Regions from separate parts of the Homo sapiens genome. Here region 2 is linked to region 1. A link is an interaction called in ENCODE POLR2A ChIA-PET data of the cell type or tissue named here. Cell type or tissue: MCF 10A. All regions are shown on one strand. Each heading gives the region's core, and the rest is flanking DNA. Links, peaks and the distances in the headings are about the cores only.

Region 1 (10,321 bases), core at 3,131-8,130:
TGCAAGCTCCGCCTCCCAGGTTCAAGCAATTCTCCTGCCTCAGCCTCCCGAGTAGCTGGGACTACAGGTGTGTGCCACCATGCCCAGCTAATTTTTGTATTTTTAGTAGAGACGGGGTTTCACCATGTTGGCCAAGATGGTCTCGATCTCTTGACCTCGTGATCAGCCCGCCTTGGCCTCCCAAAGTGCAGGCATTGCAGGCATGAGCCACTGCGCCTGGCCTTGGTTGCCCTTTTTTAGAGGCAACTGGTGCTAGTTTCTTGTGTATACTTCAAGAGATATTTTAATGCAAAAAAAAAAAAAAAGGTAGATAATCTTATGGTCCACAATCCCTTATCTGGAAGCTTGGGGGCAGTTGTATTTTGGAGTTGGGAATTCAAGGAGTGTAGAAAGGTAGTATGTATATTCTATCACACTCCCAGCAGAGCCTGTGATAAAATACACAAATATTTCTGCACCAAGTAAAATAAATAAAGCCATAATCTGCCTTAAGTCAGTTGAGTTCAGCCAGGTTTTGCTACCAAATGTGTTTGTGTTATTTATTTATTTTTTAATTGTGTTCTTTGGAGATTTTTGAATTTTATAATTGTGGATAAGGGAATGTGGACTTGTTTTTGTGCTACTCTCCTTATTTAAAAACTTATGGCGGCATTCTGCACCTACTGGATCAGACTAAAGAGCTCTTTCATTATTATTATTATTTTGTATCCCCATAGTATTGCATTATACACATGCACCATTGCCAGCTTAGCTTGTTCATGGACATTTGAATTGTTTCCAGTCTTCTCCTCAATGGCATCAGTGCTGCAATGAATAACATTGTGTACTCTTTAGCACATGTGCAAGCATATCTGTAGGATAAATTCCTGGTAGTGGAATTGCAAGGTCAATTAATAATAATGATGGTTAACATCTGCATGGGTATTTACTAAGAGCTGGGAACTGTTGTAAGTGCTTTACAATAATTAAGGTATTTTAATCCTTGCAACAATCTCCTGAGGGAGATACTATTATCATTCCATTTTGCAGATGAGAAAAACTGAGGTACAGAGAAGGTAAAGGACTTGTAGAGCTGGAATTCAAACCGAGGTGTTCTGACTCCAGTCTGTGCGCTTAACCATTACATTCAACTGCCTTTTGAAGGTCATGGGAATTTGTAACTTAGAGAGACACTGCCAAATTGTCCTCTGCATGGCTTTACCAATTCACGTTCCCACCAGTAGCCTGTGAGCCTGCTTGTTTCCCCGCCAACGCTGCGCTGAATCAAACTTTTTGATCTTTGCCAATCTGATAGCCGAAAACGGTGTCTTACTTGAATTAAATGGTGTTTAACTTGAATTTCTTTTACTATGAGTCAGGTTGAGTGTCTTTTCACCTAAGGGTCTTTTGGACTTCCTTTCCATAAACTGTCCATTCATATCGTTTGCTCCTTTTTTTCAGTTTAGTTATATCTGTGACTTGTATTGAGCTTTTTATGTCTTAGGAAGATTAGCCTTTAGTGGTTCAAAAGGTACAGATCTTTGCCTAGCTAGTCATTTATGTTTTGATTTTGCTGGTGATGGGTTTTGGACAGAGTGTTAGGAGGAGACAAACAAAAGAAGAGGACTTCAGTGTTAAGAATTGAAGGGAGGGAGAGGACAGAGTAGATCCCTGGAAAGAGGTGCCCTCTGCCTGCTGAGGCGGCAGGGAAAGAAGGTGATGGGGATAGTGAGGAGGGCTCCTTATGGGGACTGGCACAGAGGGTTCAAACATGCTATGTGTGGCCCACTGAGACTGGAGGCTGGGAGGAGGGAGGACTTCATGACAGACACGAGGATGCGTTGCTCAGCTGTGCTGCTCCAAGATGCGTCCAACAGAAGACACATTGCCCCAGTAAAAGACTGCCCAGCTGTGCCGGGTGCAGTGGCTCACGCCTGTAATCCCAGCACTTTGGGAGGCCGAGGCAGGCACATCACAAGGTCAGGAGATCGAGACCATCCTGGCTAACATGGTGAAACCCCATCTCTACTAAAAAATAAAAAAAAAAATCAGCAGGGTGTGGTGGCACGCGCCTGTAGTCCCAGCTACTTGGGAGGGCGAGACAGGAGAATCGCTTGAACCCAGGAGGCAGAGGTTGCGGTGAGCCGAGATCGTGCCACTGCACTCCAGCTTGGGAGACAGAGCGAGACTTGGTCTCAAACAAACAAACAAACAAAAAAAAACTGCCCTGCTTCAAGGCTGTGCTCAGCTGGCAGCCTACCACTGTTGGCTCCTACAGGGTCTACTCAGCTTTTGGACCAAGTTTATGATTTTCTTTGGGTGTCCCTGTCCAATGACTGAGCAAGATGGTGGTATGAGGGCCCAGCCATTCCATCGTTTCCACATTTCCAACACAGGAGTCCTCTAATGGGCTGTTTTTGTTTTAGTTCACTGGATGACTGGCAGAAAGTCAGGCCTGCAGGTCTGAGAACTCCACTCTTACTTTTGCCCCATTTCATTCCCAGGCGTTACCCTCACCCTCTTTAACCTTGCATTCCTAACCCTATCTCAACATCAGCTTCCTGGAAAACCCAAGCAGCCCAGACTCTGAAATTCTTTTGGTAAAAATTGGCATACATTTTTTTAAGTCGCTGATATATATTTCATATTGTCTGAGCCTAAAGATTTGCTTGTTTTCTATCTGGTGGTGACTATACATATCCTTTGGCTTGTACATAAGGTGAAAATGTTGGGCTGTGTGTGAAGGCAGCTGAGGTTGGCCCTCCCAGCAACTGGGGGGCTATCTGACCTCCGCTCAGAGCCTGGAGCAGTGGCATGGAGTGGCCAGTTAGCACTGGGTGGAAGCAAGTCTTGGGTAAGGTGTGTAGGAGCACCTTCAATGCCAGCCCCAGGCCTGAGAACACACCACACAGGGAACGGGGCATAGAAGCATCTTCTTCGGCAACCGCAGGTGGACCTGATAGTGGCTGGGCCACATCTCCCAGCCCTTTTCTGCCTGGCCCTTTCTCCCCACCGCTGCTCTAGTGGCCTGACGGTGTCCTGCCCTCTGCATGTTGCCAGAGTGATCTGATCACACCACTTGTTAGTTGTAGGCTTTGGATGGTAAAACCTGGAATCTACCCCCTTGGCTCATGACTCAAGCCCATTTGTATACTGGCTCCTTCTCAGTCTCTTTTAACCATTCCTCCCTACACTCCACACTCACAAGACCTCTTGCCATTCTGAGAACCGGGGAGGGCTTTGTGTCCCTCTGTCCCCATCACTGCTGGTCTCACTGGCTGGAATACATTTTTGTTTCTCCTCACCCCTCAAGGCTCCTCAGTAGATATAAATGCATGTGTTTGGTTTGCCACATTTAAGTTTCCTCAAGAGACTGTAGTAAATATTTGAAGTGCTTTTAATTAGAAAATACCTGTCATTGCCTACTGCCCTGTGGAACTACCACATCTTTGAAGATGTTCAGTGCAGGGACTGGACCACCTGAGGATTGGGCTATATGGGTTATACATACCATCTTGGGAGACAGCCTGAGAGGCATTTCTTGGCCATTCTTCCTATACCATTCCTATCATATACATCTCTATCACCACAATCACTGATCACCAACAAAACCACTAATTTGAATCAGACATTCTTTCAACTCTCTTACCAAGATTGCTTGAAATGTTGAAATGCACTAGGATGTAAGTCAGCCAGAAAACACTAATTGAGCATATAATGTGGGCAGTGAATTGTGGTAGGTGGTAGGTCAGCAGGTTGTGAGAAAGCATGATGGACAACATAGTACCTGCCCCCACAGGAATGGATTGCTCAAATGGACGGGCAAACACCTGTCAGCTGATGGCTATGTATGGCTATGCAGGTCCTCAGTGACAGGGGCCCTTGAAGAAAGGCACTCACTGCAGCTGGGGCAGCCATGGAGGGCTCCCATCAGGAGGTGGCAATGGAGATGGATGTGGAGGAATGGCAGGGATTTGGAGAGACTAGAGTAGTGAAGAGGGCCTCTAGAGAGAAGGTAGCTTGATGAATCACTCAGGAAGAGCCCTACTTGTTTTGTTTGATGAGCCTGGGATGCATCAGATATCTCTTTAAAGCACTGGTTCTCAAGCATGGCTGAATATTTTAATTACCTGGAAATTTTAAAAATCAGAGACGCCTGGGTCCTACCTCCAAAGAGTTTGATTGGATTGTTGTGGGGTGTGGCATGGGCACTGGGACTTTGACAGCTTTCCAGGATGGTCAGGTGGTGAGAGCACTCTCCTGCCAGGCCTCCAGCTCACGCCTGTCAGGCTCTGACACTTCCCAGGTGTGCCTCTCACGCCCTCCTCCTGGGCTGGGGCCACCCCGGAAGGGGCGCTGGCCTCTCTTAAATCCCACTCATACACCTGGCCTCAGGTTCCCAGGAGGATTTCTCTGCCTGCTTTACATTCAAGCAGTTGCAAGGTAGTCCCCTGAGCCACAGGCTGCTTAGCTTTCCCTCTGCCTCAGTGCCCCTCTTCTGGCGCTTTCCTGGAGCTCCAAAGAAGCAGTGGATGAGTTCCGTGTGGTCCAGCTGTGGCCACTTCCAGAGGGCCTTGGGCTGAGCTTCCTGAGGGCACGTCTACACACACCCGCTGAGCAGGGGACCTGTGTGCTGGCCACAGAGGTGGCACCGGAAGGGGATTTTCTCTCGCTGCATTTCCTGGCATTGAGCAGCGCCTTTTGAGGTAGTCTCTGCTGAGTGGTCTCAGGAATGCCATTCCTCATTCCAGGGAATTCTGTAGGTGGGGCTGCTGGTCACCAGCCAGTGTGTCTAATGGCGAACATGCACCAGTCACAGGTTTGAGCCCCCTCCCGGAGGCCACGACTCTGTTTCCTCTTCAGCAGTGCAGCAGGCATTCGATCGGCTGCAGGAAAGAGGACGAAGGGTTGACATGATTTTCTGGCAAGAAAGATTGCTCCACTCGGGGGTTTACTGTCAAGGCAGGAGATAAAATGCCCTGGCTCTTGAGGCCTTTTCATTTAGTTATTAATTCAAAAACACCTTTAGGGATTTTGCTTTTAAATGATACATATTCTTTATTTAAAAAATACAAACAGCAATGTACCCAGAAGAAATGGAAAACCACTGGCTAGAGAAAACTACTGTCATCAATGCTTTCTGGGCCTCTGAAGAAGCCCATTTCTGCTGGCACTGAGTGTGTGTTTCTCCGGGCAGGAGCTGGTATAACATGACCCTTGAAAGCACTCGCAGCCCTGGGCTTACATAAGTAATGTGATGACTCTCTCCACAGAGCCCCTCTAGAGATCCCACCACTCCGCCCTCTTGGAAAGAACATTCAGTGTCTCCCACACCAGAACCCATCCAAGGAGAGAGGATGCCGAGGTAGTGGCTCATCTTCCTTGGTCCCAGAGAGGCCTCGGAGCAGTCCTCTCTTGCTTCACAGCCCTCCAACTATGCTAAGAATGCGAACCATTTCCCATGGGACTGGCAAAGCCATGAAGCAATTCTGAGCCCAACCTCCCCAAATATCTGCTTTGCAAACAGATAAAACAGAGAAGTATCCTGAAAATGTGCTGTTGGGCCATTCACCTTAGGCGGTTGTGGTGTCTGCTTGCCTGCCAGGAGGGTTTCTGCTTCCACAGTCCAGCCTGGAGCTGCTGGGGAGCCAGTTTGGGATGTGGCCATGTTCCCTGAGGGGCAAAACACAGAAAACTCTCCGGAAGGGGCTTCTCAAGGAAATGGGGACCAAGCAAGGCTGTGGGCTCTTTTCAGGGATCCGGCTCCCATCCCAGTGCTGGACTCATTGCTGACCAGTCCTTGGGGTCACCTGGGTGCCCTTTGGCTCCTGAGATGTCTGGGCATGGGGCTGCCTTCACCAGCTGCAAGAGCCCAAACCCACCTCAACCAGCCTTTGGCATCTCCAGTCTGCACCAGCTGCAATTTTGTGGCCCGGGTGGGTGAAGGCAGTGGCAGGGGAGTCCATGCCAAGCCTGGCAGTGGGAAGGAAGAGGAAGAGGAAGAGGACTTAACTTTCTCAGCAGCTTCAGCCTTCTGAGAAACTCTAGAATGCCTTGCTGCACTATGGCAGGCATAACCAGGTCCCGGTGACCTACATAACCTTCCAGACATGGGGCAAGTGGGAGCCCTGATTCATGTCAGGGGAGCCTGACAGAGGAAGGGTGGGGGCAGGGAGGATTTACAATCCTGAGACGGTGAAACCACCTAAATATTTAGTGATGACTAAGTGAGTCACCGCATGTCCACAGGGTGGAATATTATGTAAAAGTGATTATTATAATAATAAAGACTATTTAGCAATATTGCAAGTGTTTATGATATAATATTAAGCGAACAAAAGGAAGATACATACCTTTACGGCACCTGAACAAGAGAAGATTGGAAGGGGATTTTAAAAAATAACAGTTGCTCTGCTACAGTGGTGTGATTAGGGACCTTATTCTTGGAAAAGAAAGCAGCAGCTTTACAGTCAGACAGATCTGGACTAGTAGCTTAGATCTATTTCTTACTTACTAGAAACGATCTTGACAGGTGGCTTAAATGCGATTGGTTTTCCATCTGTAAAATGGGTACAGTAATTCCTGCTTTACAAAATTCTTGTGAAGATGAATCTGATTGTGCATCTCCTCCCTTCTTGCCTTCCTTTCTTCCTCCTCTCTCTCTCTACATATTTTCACTAATACTGCACAATCCAGTTGCCCACAAAGGATCCCACAGCTGAGTCATCCTTGGGTCTGCTGAAATCTCTTTTGCTTTAGGGAAGGTGCCTTTGCCTGTTTCTGCCCTAAGCGGAGCTGTGGATGAGGAGGGGCGCTAATGATGAAACAGTCCGGGTGGGCTTGGCAGGGGGAGGCTGGGCTGGTCCTCACTCTCAGAGCAGCCACAGTGCTGTGCGTTGCCAGCCCAAGCAAAGTCACAAGAGCCTTGAAGGTAGAAGCAGGAGTAAGGGAGCCTGCCTGGCAGATACCACACTGAGCAGAGCCCGCTCCTGTCTCTGCTTCCATGGCCTGACTCAAGCTCTCTTTTAAAAAATTTTATTTTTGTATTGACAAATACAAATCGTATATATTTATGGTAAACAACATTGTGTTTGGAAATATGTATACATCGTGGAATGGCCAAGTAGAGCTAATGAACATATGCCTTACCTTATACTAATCATTGTGTTGTGGGGGAGGTGGCGGAGGGGAAACGTGTAAAATCTATTCTCAGCAATTTTCAAGTATACAAAACATTCTTATTGTAGTCACCATAGTGTACAATAGATCTCTTGAAGTTATTCCTCCTAACTGAATAACCAACATGTTATTTGTATAACATGTTGTATCTTTTGACCAACATGTTCCCAATCCCTCCCAAATCAGACCCTCTTATCACTAGCAAGATCCATGGTTCCCCAGGCCTGAGTCACATGCCACTGGTGGGCAAAGACGTGACCAATGGCAAATGGACATATTCTTTTCTTCCCTCCCTTCCCCTCCCCTTCCCTTCCCTCCCTTCCCCTCCCCTCCCTTTCCTCCCTTCCCCTCCCCTTCCCTTCCCCTCCCTTTTCCTCCCCTCCCCTCTCCTCTCCTCTCTTCTCTCTCTTTTTTTTTTTTGTGATGGAGTATCGCTCTGTCACCCAGGTTGGAGTACAACAGCACAATCTTGACTCACTGCAACCTCTGCTTCCCGGGTTCAAGCGATTCTCCCGCCTCAACCTTGCGAGTAGCTGGGACTACAGGAGTGCACCACCATGCCCAGCTAATTTTTGTATTTTTTAGTAGAGATGGGGTTTCACCATATTGGCCAGGCTAGTCTCGAACTCCTGACCTCATGATCTGCCCCCCACTTGGCCTCCCAAAGTGCTGGGATTACAGGCGTGAGCCACTGCACCTGGCCTAATTTTTGTATTTTTGTAGAGACCGGGTTTCACCATGTTCGCCAGGCTGGTCTCGAACTTCTGACCTCGGGTGATCGGCCTGCCTCATCCTCCTGAAGTGCTGGGATTACAGGCATGAGTCACTGTACCCAGCCTTCCCTTCTTTTCTTTTTGTGAGACAGTCTTGCTCTGTCCCCCAGGCTGGAGTGCAGTGGCACAATCTCCACTCACTGCAGTCTCAACCTTCTGGGCTCAAGCCATCCTCCTGCCTCTGCCTTCCCAGTAGCTGGGACTACAGGCCCATGCCACTACCCCGGCTAATTTTTTATTTTTTGTAGAGACGCTGTCTTGCCATGTTACCCAGGCTGATTTCGAACTCCTGAGCTCAAGCAATCTGCCTAGCTTAGTCTCCCAAAGTGATGGGATTACAGGCATGAGTCACTGCTGCCCACACTTTTCTTTTAAGAGTGTGGCATTTTTATGCATATATTAGGGAAAAAATGAAGTGGTGGCTATAATGGTACAATAGAAGCAACATAAAATGGTTTAAAAATGAACTAGCATAAAGAGAAATACTATGTAAGAAATGGTTCGGGTGGTCCCTGATAGATCAGGAAGGAGCAGGGGAATGACTGAAGGGTGGGGTGCCTGTCCTATCCCCTTACATCCATCTTCTAACTCTGACCCAGCCTCAGTCTCTTCCAGAGTGTGCTCCTGTCCTCTTCCCACTATGGCCAGAGAGGTCTGCCTAGCAGGAAACCCTGACAGTTGCATCCTTCACTACAGGGCAGTCACCTTACGGAAAAGTTTAGGTCTTTCCTTGGGGAGGCCTCAAAAGCCTTCCGGGATGGACTCTGCCCATCTTTCCAGCTTCCCATTACCCTTGTCTCTTCCCATTTTAGATACCTGAACCCTGGACTTCCAAACTGAGCTTGATGGCTGGGCCTCTGAGTCTTACAGTGTTCTATCTCCTCTAACTGTGATGTCCTTTCTCCCTTGTTTATCTGAAGGACTCCTATTCAACCTTGATAGCGTTTTTAGGGGTCCTTTCCTCTGCGAAACTGTCTTGATCTCTTTGTAAAGGGTTAATCCCACCTTCCTCTCTATCTTGAATCACACATTTAATTGAATCATGCATTTAATCATGCAACTCCCAAAGCCTCCTGTTTCCTTGTCTGTCTCCTTGCTGAGGTGGTCTCTGAGGGCCTGGCACATATCTAATTTAGTTCAGGATCCTGGATTCTTATACAGTAATTGGAATAGGACAAGTGCTCAGCACTAACGAAGATGCAATTGTTATAGCTATCGTTTATGAAGTGCTCTCTGTGCATTACCCATTCAATCCTTACATCCACTCTAAGAGGAAGAAACTGTTGACACACTTCTTTTAGGCATGAGAAAACTGAGGCTCGGAGAGGGGAACTCATTTGCCAACAGTAGATAAGTGGAGGAGCAGATTTGAACCCTAGCCTGACTTTTGTCCTAGGCCCTCACCTGCTCATTTCCCACTCTCCTGAGTACAAAGTTGATTCCTCAGCGGGGTGTACAGGTGACCCCTCAGTGGGGTGTACAAGTGGGCCCTGGCCTCACTGAGGTCAGGGGACTCCCGGGCACCAGGTGCAGCAGTACCCTCATGCCCAGCTACAGAGCACCCGATCCTGGGGCTGCCCTTTCAAGGTTATGGTGTTGGAGAGGGGGCTGGGAAACAAGAGAAAGGAGAAAATAGAGTTGAGTCAGATGCCCTGTGGAATTTCTGGCCTTTATTGAATTCTGGGAAGAGAAAAAAAAAATGGCTGTGCTTATTCCAAGTATGTCAAGATCATAAGGAGCTCTTTACTGTTTATATGCAAAACTTTCTGGCAGCCGGCACCTGCAAGCAAGAGGCCAGGAATCTGTGAGACCCAGGCACCCTAAGCTGGAGCCCCAGGCTCCACAGAGGGGCAGCTGGGCCAGGCAAAGTGAGAAGGGAAGGGGTGGACCAGACTGTCCTCAAAGCCCCTGCATGTCCTGCAGCAGAGTTCCATCCCTGATCCTGGAATGTGGGCGAGCCCTTCTTGCATGGAAAGGGAAGTGAACTGGCTGACTCCCTCTGTCCCTCTGGGCACCCCACTCCTTGGCTCTCCAGACTCATGAATACTTTTTTGGGGGAGGAGCACTGGGCTGTCTAGTAGTAGAGCCTCATTCCTCAGCAGCCCTCTCATCTGAGGAGAGGCCCTGCTGGCTCAGAGCTCTGCAGAAATACATTGAGTTGGTTTCAGAATCCCTGAATCCCCTATGCTACCCCTTGTTCAGGGCAGAAGTCAAAAAAGCAGAAGAGACCCAGATAATAGGTAATGGCATGTTTTGGGGGGATGGGGGTGGAAGGACAGTGATAACAACAGCTTCGGGCTTCAGGCTTCCCATTCCCATTCTCTCTGGAATGCTATTTATTTATGCAATCTCAGACGTCTGAGTTGAAAACTGAAAAAAGGCAGTCAATT
Region 2 (10,321 bases), core at 2,922-7,921, 85 kb before region 1:
TCATTAGAATGCACAGAATTTTTAAATTCTGATTTAGGATGAAAATACTTCAGCTGTTCAGTTACATTAACCAGACTTAAATTTCCCATTGCCAATTCCAGCAAAGGAAAAATGTTGCTCTCTTGTTAGAAAGCATGGCATTTTTTCAAAATTTTATTTTTAAACAACTCAAATTCAAAGCTAAAAAACCAAAGTTATTCTTGCAAAACTCTTAAGGCTTATCAAAAAAAATTCATTTTTCCCTAGACGATTTTAAGTTCAAATTTATTTCAAGGTCTGTGATCCACATGAACTGGCCTAACTCAAGTTCTAATAATTCAACAGTTCAAAAATTTTTTCCAAATGATTTTAAAAGTTGACTATTGGTTTCTCAAAGCTGTACATATGGTTCATTCGTGCTAAATCAGCAAACCATCTCTCTTTATTTTAAAAGCCACCTTTATAGCACTTAACAAAACATATTTCAGGGAGTTGTTTCAAATGTCCATCTTCCTATTACCTTGCACATCTCACAAACAAGGCTGGGGTCTTAGTTTACTTGTAACTACTTAAATATTAGATGCATGAATGGCTGGCTGTCGATAAAAGTCAACTACATCAAAGATGGGTTTTAAAGAAAATGGGTTTTAAAGAAAATGATACTTTAAAGAAAATGTCAAGAACCATTAGTTAAGGCAAAAAAACAAAAGTGATGTCATAGAAAGAGAACTAAAGCAGAGTTCACAGTTCTTACTTCCCTTCCCCTGGCTTCACCAGTAGGTAGCTGAATGACCTTTGGCAACCAATTACTTAACCGCCCTCTCTAGACAACAATTTTCTCAACTACAAAACAAAAAAGTTAAACCAGATGATGTTAATGTCCCTCTCCTCAGCCGCAAAATTCTATTACTCTATGATATCATCCATGGTTTCCTAGTGTCAGCCAAAACACTATTATTTTATTATATCATCCACAGTTTCCATATGCCATTTAAACCTTAAGTAAAAATTCATTTAGTCAAGATAATCTTCTAGATTCTGAGGACAGTGGTAATATGAGCCATTAATCAGAGAAAAAACCAATATCACTTAACATGTATTAAACCACTGAATACATTTTAATGAATGCTAAAAGGAAAGTAAACAAGGAGCTCTTATTTCAAATGCTCTTAGGTTATGGAAAGTAACAAGCTGAAATCGATAAAATAACAGTTTGTTCATCAGAATGTAATAAATCTAGCTGTGGTCATATTATGCCTAGAAAATTAGCTGAGACCTAATGTTTAACTACATTATAAGACAAGGAATTAAAATATTAGACTGTAGAACAGGGGCATCCTTTCCCCATAGTTGAATAAGCATGTAAATCTTCAATCCCATAGCTGTTCAAGCAATAATCTGTGGATTAAATATGATTTTTCGTGTAATTCTCTGCCACATTCTTCAGCATTTCCTCATATATTTGTCCTGCAACCCTAAGTGTCTTGATAGAACTGTCTTGAGAGTGTATGTTCATACACAGAAAGGAGGATTAGAGAGAGCTTTCCAGAGAAAGAACGTATGCATGACCAACAACAGCAGACAACATAAATATACCCCTTCTTCCCCTCCGTCCTTCAGACTGCCTTCTTTCTGCCTAAAGAAAAGCAGGTAAGCCTACCCTTTTGGTCCTGATAGGTGGTTTAGAAATCAGCTTCAAGAAGACATGGAAGGGAATCTCCTGTTCCTCCCAAGGAAAAGCCAGGAATCTGCAGGCACTAACTTTTCCTAACTGTGCCACTTCAGGAAGTAAACATGATATGTCGTCAAAATCAACACAGAACAGGCACAAATGTTAGAATACAAGCAAGGACACTGAAACAACTATTATACCTGTACTCCACATGGTCAAAAAGTTAAGTAGAATCATGGAAAATACAAAAAGACCCAAGTCAAATTGCTAGGGCTGAAAACTATACTGTATATAAGATGGAAAATAGACTGGATAGGACAGCAGGTTATGCATTTTGGGGAAAAAAAATTAGAAATTGTATTTCCTAGCTTTTCATTACTGATAAAGGCTTTTGCCGGAATCTCTCTTGAATACTTCACATCCTCCAATTGTAGCGTGGGCCAACAGTCTATTGAGAGACTGCTCTGTGCCAAGCCATAAGGTAGCCTCGGTGCAGTAGGGGAGAGACAAAATATGATGGGTGCAGTGATACAGGTCTGCTTATGCAGGGTATGGAGCTATGGAAGTCGACATGGGAGGCGCCTTACCCAGAGACAGCAAGGGAATGGGAGAGGCAAATTAGGCAACTCCAAAGAAAATAAGTTATCAAGACCAGGCATAGTGGCTCACACCTGTAAACCCAGCACTTTGGGAGGCCAAGGTGGGAGGATCCCTTGAGCCCAGAAGTTTCAGACCATCCTGGGCAGCACAGGGAGACCTCATCTATACAAAAAAAAATTTTTATATTAGTGGGGTATGGTAGCTCACACCTGTAGTCCCAGCTATTTAGAGGCTGAGACAGAAGGATCACTTGAGTCTGGGAGATCAAAGCTGCAGTGAGCCGTAACTGCATCACTACACTCCAGCCTGGGCAACAAAGAGAGACCCTGTCTCAAAAAGGGGGAAAAAAAAGAAAAGAAAAGCAGCTATAAAAAATTAACATATGTAAACTTCCATTAGTAAGTATAGCTTCAGTCTAATTTCCCTTTTGGATAATAACTAAGCAGGCCATGGGAAATGATCAACAGAATGATGACTCCAGTAAGGCACAGGATAGTGAATTTTTTTGTAAGTATGATTCACTTGTTTACTCATTTGTTCCACTTTTAATGAAAACCTACTACATGTCAGATACTGTTTTAGGTGCTAAAAATAGAAAGTGGAACAACCTAAAAAGTGTCTATTCAAACAGAACTTTCACTAAAGGAGATGGAAACAACCAAAAAAGTATCAGATGCTTAAAACAGTGTGATAGCACAGAGAGGCACTGGGGATCAACCCTAGGAAGATGAGCCTCTCTGGGGAATTGACATTTTAAGTTGAGATCTAGAAAGTACCAGCCATGTAAAGATTTGGGGAAAGAACGCAAGGCAGAGGTGCCATCTAATGTAGACTCCAGGGTGAGAAGGAGTCTGGCACCAAGGGAACTGAGTGGTGCAGGGAGGGGCAGGGATAAGAGTGGATCCAGGTCGTAGGCAAGAAGAGTCTCTACATATACATTTACATATTTATAAATCAGGAAAAGCTCAACAGCTTAGATATTTGATATTTATAAATTCTTAATTTCTTAATAATGTGCAATAATGGTTATTTTAGATTTTTTAAGAATTTCTTTCAGATATACATATTGGAATATTTTTATGAAATTATGTCTAGATTTGCTTCAAAATAATCTAAGTAGAGGATAAGGAGAGTGAGGGCAAATGAGTGGAGTAGGGGTAAGGTGGTAGAGATGAAACAGAATTGGCTATGAGTTGAGAACTGCTGAAGCTGGATGACGGGTATACAGAGATTCATTATATTATTATGCCTTATTTTGAATTTTTGAAATGTTCCATAATAAATACATTTTTAAAGCACCTTATTTAAAATATAAGGGAGGGAGTATTTATAAATACAAATGCCCCATTCACAGGGGACTTTTTAAAGGTGCAAACTACTGTCTATGATACTGTAGTGGATATAGGACACTATGCATTTGTCGAAACCTACATAACTTTTCAACAGAGTGAATCTTAATATATGCAAATTTTCAAAAAAATTCATGTAGGAGGTCAGATCTTAGGATGTAAAACAGAATATGACATATACCAGTTTTTGTGACACTCAGGTGTACCCATTAAGCTTTTCATCAGGAGTCCCTCAAAGGCCCCAAAAGTCTAGAGGTCCTAGCACAGTATACAAATTTTAGTATGTGTGGACATTCATGCCTTTTTCTAGGGAAAGGGCCTAAGGCTTTCACAAAAAAAGGCTGAGAACCACTGACATTTCTCCTTGCCTGCAGCTTCTTGGCTGAAAAGTAACCTTGCTATTGCTCTTAATCTAATGACAATATCTCATTCATTTTATGATTTCCCTGCAAGGGCATTACTACACAGCTATTGCTGTAAGCAAATAATAAATACCACCAGTGAATTTTACAATTCTGAAAGTTGTGACAAACACATGCATATGCACATAAAAAAGGTGGAGGCCTGGTATGGTGGCTCACACCTGTAATCCCAGCACTTTGGGAAGCCCAGACAGGGTTGGTGGGGGAGGGAAATCACTTGAAGTCAGGAGTTCGAGACCAGTCTGGCCAACATGGTGAAACGCCATCTCTACCAAAAAAAAAAAAAAAAAGATACAAAAATTAGCCACGCGTGGTGGTGCACGCCTGTAGTCCCAAGCTACTCAGGAGCCTTAGGCACGACAATCGCTTGAAGCTGGGAGACAGAGACTGCAGTGAGCTGAGATTGCACCACTGTACTCCAGCCTGAGAGAAAGAGCAAGACTCTATCTCAAAAAAAAAAAAAGAAAGGTGACAAACTATGTATTTAAGTTCCCTTTACAGTATCACCTTTTTATAATATCATATTTCATTTAATCTAAAGTACATCCTTATTTTTTGTGCCACTAAGAAAGAAAAAAGCTATTAACTGATGACTCTCCCCACTGATTATAACATGGTTCTGATTTCAGAGACGTTCAAATGTGGAAAACCTGTACCTCCTGTAATTAATTAAACATGGCATTCAAAACGTTAATTTACCTGAGCCCCATCTCAGATCAATTCAACAAATTGCTCAGGGTAGGTCAAGGAATCTGTAGTTTGTTAAAGCTTCTCAGATGATTTTGGTTAAAGACTAAGTCAACTGTCAACCTTCAAAGGCAGCACAGTAGAGAAAGCACGCACTTTGGAGTCACATAGCCCCACACATCTCTGTGACCTACAGCAAATTCTGTTAATTGCCCACAACCTCAGCATCTCAGCTTTATCTGTTTAAAAACAAACAAACAAAAAACAGTCAATGCCACCGACTTCCTATGGTTGATAAAAGAGAACATATGTAAAGTACCTGGCATACAGCAAGATACGCTCTTCCTCCTCCTCCCTAAATTACAGGTGATCCCTAACTAGAGACTTGTGTGCTGTCTATTCCAGCTTAAAATTTATATAAGAATGAGAATGAGGCCGGGCAAGGTGGCTCACGCCTGTAATCCCAGCACTTTGAAAGGAGGCCAAGGTGGGTGGATCACCTGAGGTCAGGAGTTCAAGATTGGACTGGCCAACATGCTGAAATCCCATCTCTACCAAAAATACAAAAATTAGCTGGGAATGGTGGTGGACGCCTGTGATCCCAGCTACTCAGGAGGCTGAGGCAGGAGAATTGCTTGAACCCAGGAGGCAGAGGTTGCAGTGAGCCGAGATCATGCCATTACACTCCAGCCTGGGTGACAAGAGCAAAACTCCGTCTCAAAAAAAAAAAAAAGATAAGAATGAGACCTATGAAATCCACTCAGCATTATCACTGCTGAACACACAAAAAGAATCATTCAACAACTGTTTATTATGTAACTGAGCAATACACACACGTTTATTTTGGCACATTTTAAGAGGACCTTCACAAATGAATGCTGTTTAATAAAATTTTTATTAGAAAATATTGCACTTGATTTACATCAACAACGCACAAAAATGTATACCTTTAAGTGTGACATAATTTTAGAGTAGCTAATGGTTCTGTTTCATGTACAAGTTTTTGTTTTGCTTTAGGATGTGTAGCTGGCAAGATTTTTCAGAACATTGGCGTAACTGCATCAAAACACCAAAAGTAATGCTATGGAACTTCTCAACTCAGGTGCCTGAATAAATACTCACATGTTTGATTTGTCCCAAAAGTGATTCTTAAAATCCAAACAGCATTTTAGGCAGCACCTTTGGAATTGACCAGTCAACTCAGGATGTGACTCACAGGGGACAGGTTTAGCCATAATTGGATAGAGTTCTCTCACATGTGTAGCATGAGGAAAAAAAACAACCCTCAAACCCACAATTGCACAATGTCTCTGCCTGTCTCCCAATGAAGAACACATGGATTCAAATAAATACCAACTCCACCAAAACGCCTAGGGTTAAGGATTTGCTGCAGAGTGCTAACCTCCCAAAAACCCACCCAGGATCTGGGCCCTCTGGCAGGTTATGCCAGACTCATGGGCAGAGGACACCTTCAACCCTCCACCCCTCCTCCCCACCAAGCATGGGCTCTGAGATTTAGGAGAGAGGGGTGCTGGGAGGAGAGGAATACATGGTTCATCTCCTTTTTCTTTCCCTTGACCAACCACTTCTCCCAAAAGGAAAGGGTCCTTTGGTTCAGTTGCCCAAATCTGAAACCCTAGATTCCTCTGTGACTCCTCCCCTTTCTTTAGCCCTAAAGTCTCTTCTACTAAGTCTTCTCCAAACTCACCAAATTCCTCACAAATCCATCCCACCCCTTCAACTGCCTTAGTTGATCCCTCTTATCATCACAAGGTTGGCTCTATCTCATTTCCCAGATCCAGCATTTCATTCTCCAAAGCCATCCTTTTCACTGGGGCCAAAGTTATCTTCCCTATAACCCAGACCTGACTGCGCACTCTCCTAGTCTGCATTCTTTAGCAGCTCACTGAAGAATTCACCTGTAAGAGTTCAAATTCCTACTCTAACCTCAGCCTACCTTCCAGCTTTATCCTGTGGCGCTCCATGGCTTTGCTAATTTTTCACCTCAGCCACATTAGATTTTTCCTACCCCACAATTTCACACAGCTGCTTCCACCCTCTATGTCTTTGTTCACACTACTTTCTCAGCCTGGTATGAACTGCTCTTTTCTGCCTATCAAATTCATCCTTCAAGATGAGGCTCAAATGTCTTTTTTTTCCCTGGGACAAGTTTCCTAAACTCTCTAAGCCTGTCTCCCCTCCGCCCTTTCCACAGTCAAAAGTAAGTGCTCCTACAATAACTTATGTCAACCAGCAATATAACTCTTATCTCTGTTACAGTCATAAATGCAAGTCTCCCCTACAAAATTCTGAGATCTTCAGGGAAAGGAGTGTAATAATTTTGAATTGTCATTTTCTACCACAATATATGGTACTTGGTTTAGCTTCAAAAAAATTTTCTGGACTGATTTGGGACACAGTGATTTCAACTAGTATTGACTTGATTTTAAATAAAATGTGAACATTCTTGACTTTTCCAGAAGATATTTATTTTAAGAGGAGAAGCAAGTTATCCAAAGTTAATTTCTAACTGGTGGGAGATGGGGCCTCTTCCCAAAAGTCCCCCTGACCCCTATCACCACCACCACTGTTGGCATAACCAGTTTATACCATTCCCCACCCACCCACCAGCATGTTCTTCCCAAGCTTCTGGCACTGCCCAGCCATATGCCACCTTCACAGGCTCCGGAATTCCACAGAGCTCAGTACAATGAAAATTATCAATTAAAGAACATGGGAGGATGCAAGAATAATTAGCATAATAATAAAGACCACAAACAAGCACCTGTGGCAGGAGGCTTGCGGTTCTACTCTTTGAGTTTTTGGTTAATTGCACTCCTCCAGAGCTGATAAAGAGACAGTATGAATTCAGGTCTCAGGCAGGACTGAGTCAAGACCTGGCCTTCTACTCACTGTCCAAAAGGCCCTGAATCAGGGTCCTCATCAGTAAAATGCAGAAATGAATGCCTACATTGCAGCCTGTTATGCAAGTAACAGGCTTGTAAATGCAAGCGATGAACCAGGGCCCAGGAACACAGGAAGGCCAACCAGAGTTTAAAAGCTTCTGAAGCTTTCGGTGTTTCAGAACTTATACACTTCCATCAGGACCGTGTGCCCTACTACTACCAAAAAACCAGGCTAGTCATTAATACATACCTACTCTAAGATTATTGTTTTCTCATTTCTCTGTGTCACCCCAAAATTTCTATGTTGAAATCCTAACCACTAAGGGATGGTATTAGCAGGTAGGGCCCTTTGGGAGGTGATTAGCTCATAAGAGCAGTCCTCATGAATGGGATTAGAGCCCTTATAAAAAGACCCAGGGGAGCTCGTTTGCCCCTTCCACCATGTGAGAACACAGGGAGAAAGCAGTATCCATAAACCAGGAAGAGGGCTCTCAGCAGATATCAAATCTACCAAAGCCTTGATCCTGGACTTCCCAGCCTCCAAAACTGTGAGAAATAAATCTCTGTTGTTTACAATCCACCCAATTTATGGTACTTTGTTACAGCAGCCTGAGCAGACTAACACTCATCTATAAAATGGAAATGACAGTACATAACACAGGGATGACCTCTATGCCCCACACAGACAAAAGACAGCACTTTTAAAAGTGTCAACTACTACTACAACCACCATTAACTACTCGTAATATTGTTCATATAAAAAGACTGCCACACGTCATCTTCAATAGTTAAACCCAAACCCTAACTGCCATTTACACATTGTGGAATGACCATAATCCCTTACCTCCATTTCCTTCCAAAATTCCTCTAAAATGATAGTTTAAAAAAAAAAAATCACAAAGACATCAAACCATAAGGACAAACAGAAAAGGAAAGACAACATGCTTTTTTAAACAAACTTTTGCAAGATGGCAAAGTACTTGAAGGAATGGTCACTGCCCCTCAGGACCTCCAAGAGGCTCAGGTCTTGAGGCACCAAGGAGATGCCAAAGGCTGATGTGAGGCTTAGCCTAGACAAGGGGGGAGCCACCGAAAGAGGTGTTCAAAGCTTTTGGATCCCCAGTTCCAGCAGGAAACCCAAAGTTTTTTCTGAAGAAACTGAATCACAGTGACAGGAGAACTGTAGCCAGAAGTCGAAGGCTACAGCCTCCATCCCTCCCTCAGCCAGGTAACCCAAACCCTGGCAGCTGGCATATCACCAAGCATACCAGAGGCAGGAGATGATGATTTCTTCATTGTGAACACTGGCCCCAAACGAGATGTAAAGGTGTTGATATTCGGGGCAGACTCCCAATGAAAAGTCCACCTGAACTCACAAGTCACTAGACCACCAATACACACATGTTCTCTCCTCTGCAATCAGCTCCTCAGGATCTTTTTCTTCATTATAGACAGTCAAGGATCACCAGATATTTATGACTTAAACAAACAAAGAAAAGATCCCTGAAATGAATAACCACACTGGAGGAAACAGAAGAAATATTAAAAATATATTAAACACAAAGAAAAAATAAAAATACACACATCAGAGATAAGTAAAGATAATACATCCATAAAATAAGATGCAATGAAATGGAAACAGAAAAAGATTCTAAAATTTAAAAACATGATCATTAAAATTGAGAACCATTCCCCCCCTCCCACTCCTTCCAGTACAAAGAAATACGTAAGACATGAGATTAGTTAAGAAAATTTAAAGATCATTTGTAGTGGGTTCAACAACCAAACCAACAGACATCTCAGAAAGAAATACACACACACACACACACACACACACACACACACACACACAGAGAGAGAGAAAATAAAGGGTGGGAATTATTAAAAAAAAAAAAAGCATTTCTGAAAACTAAAAAGAGTCTCTAGATTGAAAGGACCCACTAAGGTAATACAAGAAAGAAAAGGAAGAAAGGAAGGAAAGAACCAACCAACCAACCACACAAAAACTTATAAAACTTCAGAATGCCAGAGAAAAAGAACCTGAGCTTCAAAAAAACAGAAAAAAAGAGGCATCAGAATGGCTTTGGACTTTTCATCAAAAACCCTTAAGACAGAAAACTGTGAATATGCCATCAAAATTATGAAAAAATGTATTTCTACTTAATATTTTAAATTCAGCCAAACCATCTATAAAGTATGAGGACAGGATAGATACATTCAGACATTCAAGGCCTCAAGTAATTTATCTCCCATCATTCCTTCCTAAGAAGCTACTGAGGATACATACATAGTAGCAAAATGAAGCAAACCAAGAAAAAGGAAGACAGGAGATCTAAAAAACAGAGGTTCCAAGACAGGAAAGAAGTAACAGGAAGTCCCAGAAAAAATAATCGTACTATCTAGATTGGAGCAAGAGGATGGAATGCTCCAGACCAAGAAGTCTCTAAGAGGAAACCAAGTGGCACTGATAGATGATTTAATGTGCTACCTGGAAAAAAAAAAAATCAAAAGGCATTTAACATACTTCTTGGAGTAGTTGAGGGAACACAGCCAAAGATAAATAGGTAACGAATCAAAACGCAATTTTGATAAAATGCAATTATTTGCTGTGGGAAAAACAAAAATGTATAAAAAAAATCATAAGTCACTATTTAGCAATACCTGTGTACACAATAATGTAAATACTGCTATTTTTACAAAAAAGTT

Evidence for each region. ChIA-PET counts read pairs that join two places held together with the same protein. Peaks named below come from ENCODE experiments on the same cell type or tissue, not always from the same donor. Only the 100,000 strongest peaks of a DNase experiment are listed, where the experiment ranks them.
Region 2: POLR2A ChIA-PET joins it to region 1 with 5 read pairs; 5 of 35 experiments call an interaction of 5 or more read pairs at or near these places.

Annotation. Positions count from the first base shown.
Region 1 is chr3:134,321,663-134,331,983 of GRCh38, forward strand. It overlaps LOC105374118 (a long non-coding RNA gene), which reads right to left and starts at 7,032. Exons shown (of 2, transcript XR_924518.4): 1 at 5,552-7,032; 2 at 3,359-4,865. RefSeq lists a silencer at 5,265-5,559 and enhancers at 5,265-5,559, 5,345-5,639, 9,165-9,730. In MCF 10A, for the core only: no CTCF peak of the experiment used is centred there; DNase peaks (open chromatin) are centred at 5,389, 6,139 and 6,719.
Region 2 is chr3:134,236,878-134,247,198 of GRCh38, forward strand. The region is part of intron 1 of RYK (receptor like tyrosine kinase); the gene reads right to left. Among named protein-coding and RNA genes, the nearest start is that of RYK, 8.8 kb to the right of the region's middle. In MCF 10A, for the core only: no CTCF peak of the experiment used is centred there; a DNase peak (open chromatin) is centred at 5,974.